Regions from separate parts of the Homo sapiens genome. Here region 2 is linked to region 1. Evidence: read pairs that join two places in POLR2A ChIA-PET (ENCODE). Cell type or tissue: Panc1. All regions are shown on one strand.

The links. ChIA-PET counts read pairs that join two places held together with the same protein. Peaks named below come from ENCODE experiments on the same cell type or tissue, not always from the same donor. Only the 100,000 strongest peaks of a DNase experiment are listed, where the experiment ranks them.
Region 2: POLR2A ChIA-PET joins it to region 1 with 9 read pairs; 2 of 35 experiments call an interaction of 5 or more read pairs at or near these places.

What each region holds. Positions count from the first base shown.
Region 1 is chr6:9,895,511-9,903,510 of GRCh38, reverse strand. It overlaps the pseudogene OFCC1. Among named protein-coding and RNA genes, the nearest start is that of TFAP2A-AS2, 500 kb to the left of the region's middle. In Panc1, no CTCF peak of the experiment used is centred here; no DNase peak of the experiment used is centred here; H3K27ac peaks cover 822 bases.
Region 2 is chr6:9,956,274-9,964,273 of GRCh38, reverse strand. It overlaps the pseudogene OFCC1. Among named protein-coding and RNA genes, the nearest start is that of TFAP2A-AS2, 440 kb to the left of the region's middle. In Panc1, no CTCF peak of the experiment used is centred here; no DNase peak of the experiment used is centred here; H3K27ac peaks cover 267 bases.

The sequences.
Region 1 (8,000 bases):
TGTTTGCACATCTATAAATTAATTGATGAGAAAGTTATCATGCACATGTTCTTTTAACACTCCCACAAGATGACGATAGAATTTTCTATAATCGATTAACGAAGCTTTTTGATGAGAGCAGACAAGGAGAACCCCAAGGTAAGAGACCAATTATCTTCAATCTTTTGTTTTAATATTAGTTGTAAATTGATTGAAATGGTTTCTTGCAAATGCTCACCTATCTTTTCTAAATATAACCATTCACTGATAACCTACGTGAGCTTTTGATTGTTGTAGATATTTAAATGTAGCTGAAGTTTAGGGGAAAAGTAATTATGACCCAATTTCCTATAATTGCATACAATTTATAACCCTAAATGGTGAAAATGATTTAAGATTTACTGTTGAAGGATCTTAAAATGGCATACAGCATACTTGGATTCACTAATTTATGAGGCTATGTGCTACTCTTTTTAAAGACTGGTCTTAGCTTTTGAACAAATGCTTTGGGGTGGTAGAAGGCAAATAGTATATTGTTCTCAACCTTAGTATGGAAATTCATATTTGCAAATGTTAGGCTCTTTAAGTAAAAACTTATTTTATGTATTAAACTAAGAATTTAAAGGTAACATTTAAAAAACTCAATTCTAAATTCTTAGTTTAACACATATAAATTCATGCCAGAACCATATTACAGTTTTTACCAAAGAATTAAATATAAGTTGCTGTATATTTCATGGGGAATAATTCTATTATTATTATGTTTTTACTGTATGTGCTTAGTGCTTCTCAATCATTTTGTCTTCCTTATTATAATAACTCCTCAAAGCATATAATAGGAGAGGGCTGATCATGATAAAGTCTTCTAATAGTTATTATTTCTATTAAATTTATGCTTAGACTTCATCATTTACTAGCTGTGTGACCCTGGACCAATTAATTAACCTTTCTTTGTCATTTTTGCCAAATGAACATATAACACCTGTCATATGGAGTAGTTATGAGGACTAAATTATTATTACATGAGCAGATGTGACACCTAGAATAATAAAGATAGTAACAGTAATCCTGCTGGTGAAAATATTAATGCCAGTTAAACATTTGAGTCCTTCCTAGGTGCCTGGAACTGTCCTAAGCAGTTCTAAATAATTCACTTGTTTAAACTTCATAACAACCTTTAAAGGTTAGTCCCCATTTTTATCCCCATGTACAGTATAATACCCTTCAAAATTTTATTCCTGCTTGGGTACACCTCCCCTTTACTTTTTTGCTATCAGTTTGTGTGGTCAACCATTTATTACTTTTTGCCTTTATAAACAAAGCAAACTCAGTTTTCAAGCCACCTCATTCTGAGGGATCCCAAGTTCAAATGGTGTATTAGAATTATCCAGAGAAGTGGAATCCAGTTGGTTTGATAATATATAGAGAGGCATTTATTTTAAGAAATTGCTTCACTCCGTAGCTGGGATAGCAAGTCTGAAATCCTTCAGACAGGCTGGCAGGCTGGAGAATCAGGTAAGAGTTGATGTGAAATTCAGGCAGGAGTTGAAATTGCAGTCTCGCATCTGAATTCCACAGGCAGCAGTCTGGAAACTCAGGTAGGGGTTGATGTTGGAGTCTTGAGACTGAAATGCGTGGGGCAGGCCAGCAGGCTGGAAATGCAACCAGAGTGTCTACGCTGTGGCCTTGAGACTGAATTCCTTCTTCTTTGGAAAGCCTCAATCTATATGTTTAAGAACTTCGACTGATTGGATGAGGCCCACAAACATTGTGAAGAGTAATCTGCTTTACTCAAACTCTACTGATTTAAATATTAATCACATCTAAATACACCTTCACAACAACATCTAGATTGGTGTTTGGGCAAACAGGTGGGCACCATAGCCTGGTCAAGCTGATGCTTAAAATTAAGCATCATAAATGGTTATGCTTAAGTCAGGCCTTTCTGTGTTTAGTCTAACTTCTGAGTCAGCAAACCTATTGAATACCTTTTAGTGCTGCTGTTTCTTTTCCATTCTGATGGCTTTTTCAGCTTGGATCCTTTGAAACCACCCAAGTCACACATTTACAGATAGCATCTAATAGATCTTCGGAAATCATTTATGGACTTACAAAAGTCTCATAGAATTTATAGAAGAGGCATTTTATGAACTATTTTATAGAAGAGGATGTAGCTGAGACTTAGAAAGTATAAAGTCTTATGCAAAGTAATATGGTGCATCAGGGAGCATAGAACAAGGCCAGTGGGCCTCTGGACACTAACTCAGTGCTTTCTCCAGCATGCCATCTCATTTCCTCCTGCAAAAGAAGCTCTCTTCTCATGATTCTTGTTAAAATTCTAGAATAGGAGACGTGGAAAATTTCGTATTATACCTTCCAGCATTTTTTACAGACTGGAAGAAGGAAGATCATTTTCTATTTACAGCATGCATCTGGCTGGATGAATAGATATCTTTTGTACATGATACTGTTTTCAGGTGATAGTGAAGTAAAGTACACATACCATTTATATAAATGCTGGCATTTCTATGCAAATAAACAAGGTAGCCCAAATAAAGTGCCTCTGTGTGCAGAGCTCAGGAAATGTTCTCAGAGATCCTAAGGTGGGAAAATGAACCAGAGAGCTCTGGCTTCTTCTAAGCCTATTCATCTCCTAAACTGGTTACAGCAACACAGTGAGTAAGTGGTAAGATGTTGGAGTAAACAACATGTAATATTAACGTACAGAAAAGCACAGTATCCACATTTCAAGATATATTTGGTAACTGGGAAAAAGGCTTAAATGTATAGCTGTACTTTGTTGAGTTTGTAAACATTATGGGATAAACAAAGGTGGTGGTGGTTGTTTTTTAATCTTCAAACTTCTGTGCTTTAGTTGTTTTCCAGTACATGAAATAGAAAATAATTTGCTAGTTGGTCGATTATGAAAAAACCAAACTTTACTGCATATAAGAAAATCAGTGATGAGTCTATTGTGTGTTTAGTCAACATTAAATTGACAAAAACAAGTGGAATTCCATGTGATTTTCTTGGGGTAAACAGATGAGAGTGGCCGGGAGGAGACTCTGAATTCTGAAGCACCTGGGAGTTCCAATAAGAGTCACGAAATCCACAAAGAAGCCAGCGAAGCCACCACTGCTCACCTTGAGGAGTTCCAAAGATCTCAGAAAACTATAATTCTGCTTGGAAGTTCTCCATTAGAACAGGTCAGCATTAAGAGTATATTGAGAAATGTAAGATAATCTCTCTTTTTCAAATGACAAGTTGAAGTGTCAGGCCTACACATGGTCTACCGATTTTGCTTACCAGCACACTGTTCCTAGAACACACACTAGTTATGACTTCATTGAGCCATTTCCTTATTTTTTATACACATTGTAAAATGTGTAGGCAGAAGTTACGCTCCTTATCGATATCCTTACCCACCCTGGATATTGATAAGGAGCATAATTACTGCCTACACGTTTTACAAAGTGTGTGAAATTTAGTTTGTACAATTTACTTCCATTATCTGGTTTTATTTTGTGTTAGAGAGCTTATTTCTAGTGTATTATGAATTACTGATAATAAAACCTGAAACCAGCATACATTTACTTGGAAAAACTAAGAAACTGCTTGGACTTATTTGCAAAAGCACTGTATTACTACATGAATATTCTAGCATTTCTAAAGTCACTATTTAAGGAACTTGGGCATTCTAACTGTTGTGACTTGTGCCACACAAGAGTCTTTAGCCATTAGACTATCTTGACTTCAGAGACAATCTGATTTCTCCTCTGATTTCTGTATCTGTAGGTTCTATTTATGTGTAATGTGGCATTATGTGCTCTGAACCACCAGATAGAGAAGTGATAAAAATAAAAGAATCTTACATGTCTAGCTCCAGGCATATGTGTGTGTGTGTGTGTGTGTGTGTGTGTGTGTGTGTGTGTGTGTGTGTTGTTTTGTGAAAGGTAAGTAGATTCAGGCTAAAGAGGAAAAAATTCGTCAGATGAAAAAGACTATTATCAATGAGATCTTTTATAACAACAGGTCACAAGTGGAGATATTTGCAACTTGAGAAGAGATAGGAATAGCTTAGGTGGGGGGTGGGGGGATATCCTCTAATTTGGAGTATGGAAATTCCATAAAACTGTTTCATATCTTCCTTTGTGCCAAATAGGTCTGAATATTGTAGACATATTAAGGTTGTGTCTATTTTGAACTTTCTCAAGCAAGTGACCCAAATTAGCAAATACAGTCTTCCTTAACAGAGCCACTTAGATGGCTCTGATAGTGGTTTGAATTGTGTTCTCCAAAAATGTGTACACCCTGGTATCTGGGAATGTGACCTAATTTGGAAATAGAGTCTTTGCAGGTATAATTAAGTTAAGGATCTCCAGATGAGATCATCCTGAATTTAGGATGGACCCTCAGTCCGATGACTGTTGTCCTTTTAAGAGAGAGGAGAGAGCGATTTGAGACTCAGACATGTGAAGGAGGCAGAAATTGATGCATCTACAAGCAAAGGACCGCCAAGGATCGCCACAGTTGCCAGCAGCTAGGAGAGAGGAATGAAATGGATTCTCCAGAGAGTCTAAGGAAGCCCCCACCCTGAGAACACTTTGACTTCAGACCTCTTGCCACCAGAACTCTGAGACAATAATTTCTGTTGTTTTCAGCTGTCATGTTTGTGATAGTTTTTTTGTGGCAGCAGTGGGCAATTAATACAGTTCCTGGGGTGGTTGATCTCACTGGCTAGGCTTTACTTCACTCATGTGTTAACCCTGCCACACATCTTTATGAAGACAGGGCTCTCAAAGGACATGGAGGCGAAAAGGATGCATGGCTCTGCCTTTGCACATAACCCTTTTTAAAAACAACTGTGGCCAGGCACGGGGGCTCATGCTTGTAATCCTAGCACTTTGGGAGGTCGAGTCAGGCAGATCACGAGGTCAGGAGCTCAAGACCATCCTGACCAACATGGTGAAACCCTATCTTTACTAAAAATACAAAAATTAGCTGGGTGTGGCGGTGCTCACCTGTAGTCCCAGCTACTTGGGAGGCTGAGAGAGGAGAATTGCTCAAAGCCGGGAGGCAGTGGTTGCAGTGAGCCAAGATCACGCCACTGCCCTCCAGCCTGGTGACAGTGAGACTCTGTCTCAAAACAAACAAACAAGGCCGGGCACGGTGGCTCACGCCTGTAATCCCAGCACTTTGGGAGGCCAAGGCGGGTGGATCATGAGGTCAGGAGATGGAGACCATCTTGGCTAACACAGTGAAACCCTGTCTCTACTAAAAATACAAAAAAGTTAGCTGGGTGTGGTGGCATGCGCCTGTAGTCCCAGCTGCTGGGGAGGCTTAGGCAGGAGAATGGTGTGAACCTGTGAGTCAGAGCTTGCAGTGAGCTGAGATTGTGCCACTGCACTCCAGCCTGGGTGACAGAGCAAGACTCTATCTCAAAAACAAAACAAAACAAACAAACAAACAAAACAATTGTTTTTCAGATGTGTATTGATACATTAACAGTTCATTTCCAATTTTTTTTTTTTTGCACCATACAGTGCCATTGTATCTGTTTCAATTTGCATCATGTTTTTGATCATGAATACGTGGATTTCTTTGGAATATGTGGCTAATATTTTTTATTTTATTTTATTTTATTTTATTTTATTTTATTTTATTTTATTTTTGAGATGGAGTCTTGCTCTGTTCCCCAGGCTGGAGTGCAGTGGTGCCATCTTGGCTCACTGCAACCACCGCCTGCCAGGTTCAAACGATTCTCCTGTCTCAGCCTCCCGAGTAGCTGGAACCTCAGGTGTGTACCACCACGCCTGGCTAATTTTTGTATTTTTAGTAGTGATGGGGTTTCACCATGCTGGCCAGGCTGGTCTTGAACTCCTGCCCTCGTGATCTGCCCACCTCAGCCTCCCAAAGTGCTGGGATTACAGGCATGAGCCACCACACCTATAGTTAATATTTTAAAATCCTCATTCTGTGCAAGATAAGTTGAGGCATTCTGTACAAGATAATTTAAATCCTCATTCTGTACAAGATAAGTTGAGGTTAATATTTTTAAATCCTCATTCTGTACAAGATAAGGTGAATGCTCACCTGCTACACTGTTGTGAGGCTATCATTCAAAGGCCAGCACAGTGTCTAGGAGTTCAACACAAGTAGAACTCAAGCCTGCATTTTTACCACTTGTTAGTATTAGGAGACAGTCCACACATTCGGGAGAATTCAAGTCTTCTGCAGATATGACCGTGATTCCCTTTAAACACTGAAATTTGTGATCCTGTTTCTTCTCCTAATCAATATGTCTTAAATTATGTGAAATTCGACCTAAACTGACTGGCTGAATAATTGCAAGAGAAATCATGTGCTGACCTATGAACACAGATTCATATGACAGAGTCGTATGGGGGAAGGAGGCTGAGCTGGAGTCAGACCTCTGTTGGGGCCATGGCTTTGCCACTCACAGGGTGTCAGATCATAGGCAAGTTACTTAACTTCCTTGACCTCAGTTTCCTCCTCTGTAATTCACAGGAAATTAGATCTACTTCATTGCATTGTATGGAGGATGAGATGAGTCATCCATGGATACTCTTGCTCAAAGTAACTGCTGTAATCAGAAGCAGGAGGTACTATAGAGAGCAAAGATTCTAAAACCCATTCTCAGGTCAGTGCTCGCAATGTTCTTATGTTCACTGTGTCGGGAAGTTCCATGAACACACAAGGCAACATCATAAGTAGGAAAAACCTTCAGATTTGGTGTTAGAACTCAGAGCTGTCATCCTTGATTCAGATATTTATGTGAACTTAAACCTCTTTGTAAAATAGCGCTAAATAATTTGAACCTCTTATGGGTGTGTGGGGATTGAGATGTGTCCAAGTGTGTGGCAGTTAACGTTTTATGTTTCTTGCTACTCATTTTCTATATTTGTTGAGACCATTACCTATTCTTACTTTCTATTGCTATTGTAATGGTGAACTGATAATTACATAAGGCAAGATGTTTAAATGGAGATGCGGGCCATCCCAGCTGGGGTGAGTGTTGTTGGCTGAGTCTCTTCTCCTAAACTACTTATCTATAACTGTTGATTTATATGGTGACTGGAGTGATTGCTTCTCATCCTAACATATGGAGAACCTGGGATGATAGAAGAATTCAGATTGTAAAAAGAGATGGGGCCCTTGACTAAGGTTACCAGTGAGACTGAGCTGGGAATTGTCTAGTACAGTGGTTATTATTTGAACACTCATTAGATTTAGAGATCCTGATAGTTGATGTACATCTTGGAGAAAATAAAAAGAGAAAAATCTCATATATACATCTATTGCATAGCGAAAGGATGCTGTTAGTAAACTTTGTGAAATATGAGTATCCAAGCACATCTACTGTGGGACCCCCATTTTTTTTCCCGTAGACAGAGTAGAACATAGAAAAATGAAGAGTTTGCCTTCTCACTTTGCAAAAGTATTGTGTGTGGTTGTGTATGTGCATGTCTGTGTATATGGTTGTGTGGGTGCGTGGATGTCTATGCCTGTATGGTTGTATCTTTGTGTATGTGTGTGTGTGCATGAACGTGGCTGTGGATGTGTGTGTTGGGGCAGAGAGTGTTGCAGAGTCCAGTGGGACTGGCATCACTGAATTCCCAAGTATCCAGCATAGAACTGATGAGAAAATCACTCTGGAGTCGACCTTTAGTTAGCAGGGGTGACAGCAATGTCAGCAGTGATGTAATCATTCCTGAAGCTATAGGAAGCATCAGCCAGGACTAATATGTGAGCTAATGTAAGTCACCCACTGAAGACTCCAGAAGTACCTGGAGAAGAACTTCTCTGCTGGCTGAGATCTCATGATAAAGGCAGACATCTGGCCTTAGGTAAGACGAATGTGATAGGTGAACATGATAACCACAACACTACAGAAACTTAAAAAAATCTGGTCACTTAATGTGACCACTTTTTATTGCACAGGTATCAGTCTACATGGGATAGGCGGGTTCTGTAAGTATCTTGAAAAGGTGCTGTGGCTG
Region 2 (8,000 bases), 61 kb before region 1:
GCAGATTTTTTTGAAAACTTCAGATTTTGTGGAAATGCCTCTATGTCATTGAGCATCCTCAGAAACTATCTCAGGTAGCCTTTTTTTAAGGTTTTACAATATGTGTTTATAATGTATATGTTAAGAATACATACAGATGTATACGAAAAAGAAAGACCACACATTTAGTAAAACAGATGAAATATGAAACACTTCATGAAAGAAGATATTGAAATGGATCATAAGCATATGAAAATGTACTCAATTTCATCATATATTTGTAAAAATGCAAATCAATACCATAAGGAAATATGACTACACATCCATTAGGATAGCTAAACTTTAAAACGTTATCTAATGTGATATGACAAAGTATGGAACAATCAACATTTTTGTATGTTTTTGGTGGGGATACAAACTGGTACAACCCCTTTGGAAAACTGTTTGGCAGTACCTACTGTATTGGAACACATATACATTCTATGACTTAGCAATTCTGCTCCTAGGTATATTCTCAATATATTTTGGCCAAAAGACATACAAAAATTTCAGAATTATTGGTAATATTCTCAAACTAGAAACCTCCCAAATTCTTTTTTTATTAATTTATTTTTATTTATTATTATTATTATTTTTAATTATACTTTAAGTTCTAGGGTACATGTGCCCAATGTGCAGGTTTGTTACATAAGTATACATGTGCCATGTTGGTGTGCTGCACCCATTAACTCGTCGTTTACATTAGGTATATCTCCTAATGCTATCCCTCCCCCCTCGCCCCACCCCACGACAGGCCCCAGTGTGTGGTGTTCCCCACCCTGTGTCCAAGTGTTCTCATTGTTCAATTCCCACCTGTGAGTGAGAAATGCGGTGTTTGGTTTTCTGTCCTTGCGATAGTTTGCTCAGAATGATGGTTTCCAGCTTCATCCATGTCCCTAAAAGGACGTGAACTCATCCTTTTTTATGGCTCCATACTATTCCGTGGTGTATACGTGCCACATTTTCTTAACCCAGTCTATCATTGTTGGACATTTGGGTTGGTTCCAAGTGCTATTGTGAATAGTGCCACAATAAACATATGTGTGCATTTGTCTTTATAGCAGCATGATTTATAATCCTCTGGGTATATACCCAGTAATGGGATGGCTGGGTCAAATGTTATTTCTAGTTCTAGATCCTTGAGGAATCGCCACACTGTCTTCCACAATGGTTGAACTAGTTTACAGTCCCACCAACAGTGTAAAAGTTTTCCTATTTCTCCACGTCCTCTCCAGCACCTGTTGTTTCCTGACTTTTTAATGATCGCCATTCTAACTGGTGTGGGATGGTATCTCACTGTGGTTTTGATTTGCATTTCTCTGATGGCCAGTGATGGTGAGCATTTTTTCATGTGTCTGTTGGCAGCATAAGTGTCTTCTTTTGAGAAGTGTCTGTTTATATCCTCTGCCCACTCAGATAGCATTTTAATAGACATCGTGAATACTTGAGTCAGGACCTTCCTCAGTGAGCTCCTGAGTCAGGATCTTCCACTCCCAGGTCTTTCATTTGTGTCTAAGGTGTGACTAGTTATATTAAAATTATAACTCTCTTGGATTGTTTCCCATCTCGTAGAAGTCATTTCCTAAATGTGTTCAGTCCCACATATGAGAGATTTTGGTAGATTTCCAATATTCTACCCATGACATATAGTGATTCTAATATCAAAGTTTTAATATTTGTCATCAAAAGTACGGTCAGTTCACTTTAACACTTGCTTTGAAAATGTGAATTTGTTTCAATGTGCATGATAAATTAGAGAATCATTTGAGTCAAACATGAATTTTGAATTTGCTTATCCACAATTATTCTGCACACCAAACCATGTAGAGATACACAAATGCCCAAACTACACACATTTCAAACACCTGCCAGCTAGCTCTATCCACAAAGGTTATCTTTTCCTACTCCTTCACATTTGTGACCTTCTGTGTACTAAAAGGAAAAAAATCTCTTTCAATATTCCAGACAAATGTAAGTGTTTTGGTTCAAGTTGCCAAGCAATTCCTGCAAAAGGAAAATGCAGTCTAGATTCAAAGAGCTTAAATGAAAATTACCAAATCCTGCGGAAGTGGTTTATTATGGGTCCTTTATGTGCCAGCAGTGGTTGATGTAGCATTTTTAAATATCACTACAATTTCCAAAGTCTTCTGCTGTTGGGAAAATCATAAATGTAGATCAGAAAGCCATCAAAGAATTTCCAGGAGTGATAGAGAAGGTAAGGAAGAAGAAGGCAGCACATTGGATCAGAATTTCAATTTTAATGATACAGCATCTATTATATTATACATACATGCCTTGAAGGACCTACCTTGCAAAGACAGGAAAACTTCCTCCATGATTAAAGACTCCGAGAGATGACTTAACTGTGGTGTCTATGCTAATGCTGGAAGTGAGGACAATGAGCCACACCTATTCACATCTGCTGTGATGGCTTTCTGTCAGATTCCAGATTACTTTCCTTGTACCACTTCACAAAAACTCACCAGTTGTCACCCTTCCCAGCCCACTTCCATGACAAACCTCCAGTCTTTTTCAAGTTAAATGCTACACGGACCGCAGTCTTTATGCATTTCTTTTTTTTTTTTGAGATGGAGTCTCGCACTGTCGTCCGAGCTGGAGTGCAGTGGCGTGATCTCGGTCACTGTAACCCCTGCCTCCCAGGTTCAAGTGATAGTGATTCTCCTTGCCTCAGCTTTCCGAGTAGCTGGGATTAGACACGCCTGCCACCACGCCTGGCTAATTTTTTTGGTATTTTTAGTAGAGACAGGGTTTCACTATGTTGGCCAGGCTAGTCTGGAACTCCTGATCTCATTATCCGCCCACCTCGGCCTCCCAAAGTGCTAGGATTACAGGTGTGAGCCACTGCGCCTGGCCTCTTTATGCATTTCTTAACCATTTAACAGGTATGAAAGTGTGATATTGTCTTTATTACGTTTCTAATTTCTTTTTTCCTAGAGACACTGTTGAAGTTTTTGAGTGTTGTTCCCCAGCTCCATTTTTATTGCACAATTTTGCATAGCGGGATGATTTTTAGAAACATATGTATGGTGTATAACAGCAGAACTTAACAGTATGGGAGGAAAACATATGTATTTTCTCAAACACAGTGACTATGTTAACTGTTAAGCTCGGACCCCTCAAATTGTTTGGTGGGCATAGTAGAGTATACTCTATCTTGGCTCAGTTATAAAATTATGAAATGATATGGGATTTTTATTAATTACTTAGTTAAAGCATGCCATTTAATGAGGGAATGGAGTCTCAGAGAGGTTAAGTGACTTGTCTGAGGCCACACAGCCAGACAGTGGCAGATCTAGAATCAGAGTCTAGGTTTCTTGACTCTTAGTCCAGTGCTCTTTCTTATTCAGGTTGGTTTAAAACAGTGGTTCTCACAGGCTCGTCCTTGCACCAGCAGCATCAGCATCACCTGCAATCTTGTTACTGATGGAGATTCAGTGGGGTGGACCCAGATGCCCTCTATGTGACCTGGCTGCACACTAAGCCTTGAGAAACACTGGTTTAGAATACACACTGTCAGGATCTCAGTGACCCAGGAGACATAAAACAATAGAAAATGGATCTAGAACAATAACCCCTGTTTGCAAGGTTATGTTAGTTTGATAATCTTCATAGATTCAAAAAGGGGTATTTAAAATATAAAGGCAATTCTAAGATCTTGGTTTTACCCATTGAAATAAGAATATACAGCACAAGACAAAAAGTAAGGTGAGCTCCAGATCAGAACTCCCTTTAGATAATATTCAGAGGGTAGAAAAAGTGAATTATCTTTTTCATGAACATTTTTTCTAACAGCAAGCTACAAAAAGCCCATATGTGTGAAAATCTCTGTGTATGTGTGAGTGGTATGTTTGAAGTTTTAATTTTGGGAATGACAAAAGTAGTAACCAAAGAAATAGTTTGGTCAGACTGAATATTTTACGGTTTGCTGGGAACTAGAAAAAGATAGAATTCAAGCAGCTGTGAATTGCCTCTCCTGGTTTCCTAACTGACAGCTGGAATATGAAGTCACGTGAGCCAGGAAAATGGGGGTCATTTCCATATATTCTTTACATCTGATGGAATTTTCAGCAGCTAGTTTTAGTTTATGTATATGAATGCTTTGAGCCAGTTCAGAACTTTTATTGGAGGACGTAGAAATGTGCATATTAGTCAAAATTCACTTTAGAGGCTTTAAATCTCCCTCAGTTATACAGAAGGATAAAAACACATTTTTCAGTAACAGTAAACTTTTCATTTGCTGTCCCAGAAGTAATAGAAGAGTGATAGAGTTTGGATATTTATCCGACCCAAATCTCATGTTGTAATGTAATCCCCAGTTTGGAGGTTGGACCTGGCGGGAGGTGTTTGGTCTTGGGGGTTGGATTTATCACAGGGCTTGGTGCTGTCCTGGTGATGGTAATTTCCCATGAGATCTGGTTGTTTAAAAGTGTGCAGCACCTCCCCCACCTCTCTCTGTCTTGCTCCTGCTCTCACCATGTGATGCGCGCGTTTCTGCTTTGGCTTCTGCCATGAGTAAAGGCCTCCCCAGAAGCCGAGCAGATGCTGGTGCTATGCTTGTACAATCTGCAGAATCGTGAGCCAATTAAACCTCTTTTCTTTATAAAGTACCCAGTCTCAGGTATTTCTTTAGAGTGATGCAAGGATGGCCTAACAGAACAACTAAGCTAAGGGCGCAGTCTAGGTATCAAACTTACCTGCCTTGGAAACCTGGATGCATGGCTTACTATGTGGCCTTGGGCGTGTTAGCTAACCTCTTGCTGCTTCAATTTCCTCATCTCTAAAACAGAGATACTATAGCTTCCTCATGTGTTATGGTGAGGATTCAATGAAATAATATAAGGAAAGCCCTGGTCTCTAAGCAATTACCGCAATATTAACATATACACTTCCAGGGAGTATGATTTTTTTTTTCTACCTCACTCTAATTTTTTTTGAGAACTTTAAGGCTCTTTGTGACTGGCTGTGTCACTTTTATCTCATTGCTGCAGTATCTATTTGATATTGTGGTTATTTATATACTAGTCATTTTCCCCCTGGGCTGTAATTTCCTTAGGGACAGGGACCAGTGTCACCCACTGCACTTAAAATTGTGTCTTTCATATATATAGTAGGTGCTCAATAAATATGTATTGAATGACTGAAAGACAAGTAAATGTGGGCCTCGGGAATAAATATAGACTATCCTTGCAATTAACTTGATGATGAAGAACATTTCTACTTAGGTGACAAGTTCAGGTAGTGGGCACAATGAATAATGTTTTTTTCTTTTGGTAGCAAAAGTGTCATTTCATGACGTTAATTTCCCATCACTTATGAGTCAACCAATGTTTTGTTCCTAGATACCTGACAAAGAGATATAAACCCACTTTGACGTGTGTATTGATATGTATAGCCAGTGTCAGGTTGAATATGAAGTAAAATGAAAGGTAGAAATGTGACCATATAAACAAATAGCCCCTGCTGTTTCTCGTTAATCCAGATGTGACACTAATCCTGAAATGCGTGCCACGGGCAGATGAAATATGCTTTGAATTACTAGCAGTGATGCATCCAGGACTGTTCATATGGCATGATTTATAGCCCAGTGTTTTCAATCAGATTCTAGAGATCAATTAATTACACTATCAATAACAAAGAAACAGGTGTGTTTTTGAAAGCCATGTGCTTGCTAAAAGTGATCTGTTTTCCCCTATTGGTGTGACCTCATAAATGCAGTTTGGGATTTTTCTTCTATCTGATTCTAGGGAAATTCCAAGTTAAATTCTTGCTTGGGTAAGGCAGGTATAGGCTTCTATTCACTGACCTTAAGCCTACACTTCAATCACAGTCTGGCTCATTAATATAATGCTTATAGTCTCTGTTAGCCAAAGCTCATTTTAGCGGTGCCATGATCAGGCTGAGTAGTGGAAGAAGTGTCTGGGCTGCCCTGAATGGCCCGAAGAGGACCTTTGCTGCTCTGAGTAAAGCATAGTTTAATGCTCCATTTAGATTAGCTGGTAAATATGATAACTATTTATTGAGATCTTTCTATGAGTTTTTGGTTCACAATATCTATTTTTCTCATCTCTCTTGAGCTTTCATTAAAACACTAGTAAAGCATTAGTGAAAGCATGCAGAATGGGAGGGAAGGTACTGCAGGTAAGAGAGGACGGTACGTTTCTGGAAAAGGAAAAAGAGTTGAGCCACCATTGGCTGATAAAGCAGAATAAGAAAAGTGATAGCCTAGAGAAGTTTTCTGGGAAAGAGGGAGCCAGGGTTCTCAGGAGAACCCCAGAGAGCTGGGCAGTAGAACAAAGTGCAGCCGCAAATAGAGGGTTTAATTGAAAGTTGAGAACAAAACCAGAGTTCTCCCCAAACCCCCCACCATACCACATACATACAACATGTGCTCCTACATACAAAGTGGTACAGAGATCTTCAAACATAGATAATTTTAAAGTAATTAATTTCAAGATTTTCATCTTCCATGTGTCCTCTTTTTCTAAAGCTAATCAGTCTTAGAAAACACTGGTTGTTCTTTCCCACCTCTCCTCTTACAATCACTGCTCAAAATGCAGGCGTACCTCTTCCATATCTCTCTTGTTATTCTAGTGAACTGCCCTGGTGCCAAACATCAACAAGAGCGATAGCAACAACTCTGAGAGGCCAACTCATAGAGCATTATAAATAATGTTTGATGACACTATGATGATGAAATCATGATGAAACTCCTTCCATTCCCATAGAAAAATAGCAACAGAGTTGATGCAGAAATATGGGTCAGTAATATTTCTCCATAGACAAATGAACTGATGTTATAAAAAAAAGTACCACCCAGGGCTGCTGCACATATGTGCACAGGTGCACTGCTTCAAAGGGGACACTCAACCCACACAGTTTGGTTTGAATGGTGCTCCCCTGAGTAGTGCAGTGTACAACCTGCAGAACTGAACACAGTGACCCTTTCCAATTTCTTTAATTTAGAGGCACTTTTAAAAATAATAACACTTTATGTGTTTGACAATTATTTATCAATATTTGTGGTATACTGCAGTTATATTTTTTCTAATTTGTGAACTAATTATAATTGAATTGAGAAGGAAAAAAGTTAATAGTGTATTATAGGCATATAGAATACAGAAAAAGTTATTTTAATTTATATAAATATTTTTGTTGCAGATGTAATAAAAGGTGTTCAACAAAATACGTATTTATTCAAGCACAAATATATAATACCTTAAAATAAAGCAATAAAATTCTGTAAGGGAAGTAAAATGGAAACCCAAGTCAAAAAAGAAGTATTATGAAACTATCAACAATAAAAATAGCGAGTTCATGTATTTTGAAAATGGATAATAGAAGGTATAAAATACTATTGTATTTATATTCCACTGGATACATTTATATGAGTGACAAAAGTTATGTAACAGGAATATTTTAAAATTTTAGTATTTATAGCATGCTAGAAATCACATTTTTAGCAAACTTATGATAGAAAATTTTGTATGTCAACCAGAAGTTATCTAAAATTTCAAAGTTGTTTTTGGGGATATGCAAACAAGAAAAGTAATTAAAGCCATATATTATATATTATTGTATTATCATATCATGTGACAGACAGGAATTTCCCTATAAGAAAAAACTCAGAATATTCTTCTCTAAAACATTTTGAAGCAAATGTCTGGAAACGTTTAGGCAAATATAATGGACACTGGTTCTTCATTCTCAAGTGGGAGAGGACAGTTTAATGTCCTCCTCCTCATCTTCCTACCCTAAAATGATGCCCTCCTACCCTAAACAGAAGAGTACTCGTGTACACAAGCATTTGTTAGTCTTTCAATTCTCTCATACTTAGCTATGAATGGTCAACCAAGGTCCATCAACCATCAGCCTATAAGCAAGGACCATCAACGATGTGAGGAAAAACGGCAACATGAAATAGAAGGACAATGGTAAGCAAACTGAGAAACTTATCCTGGGGA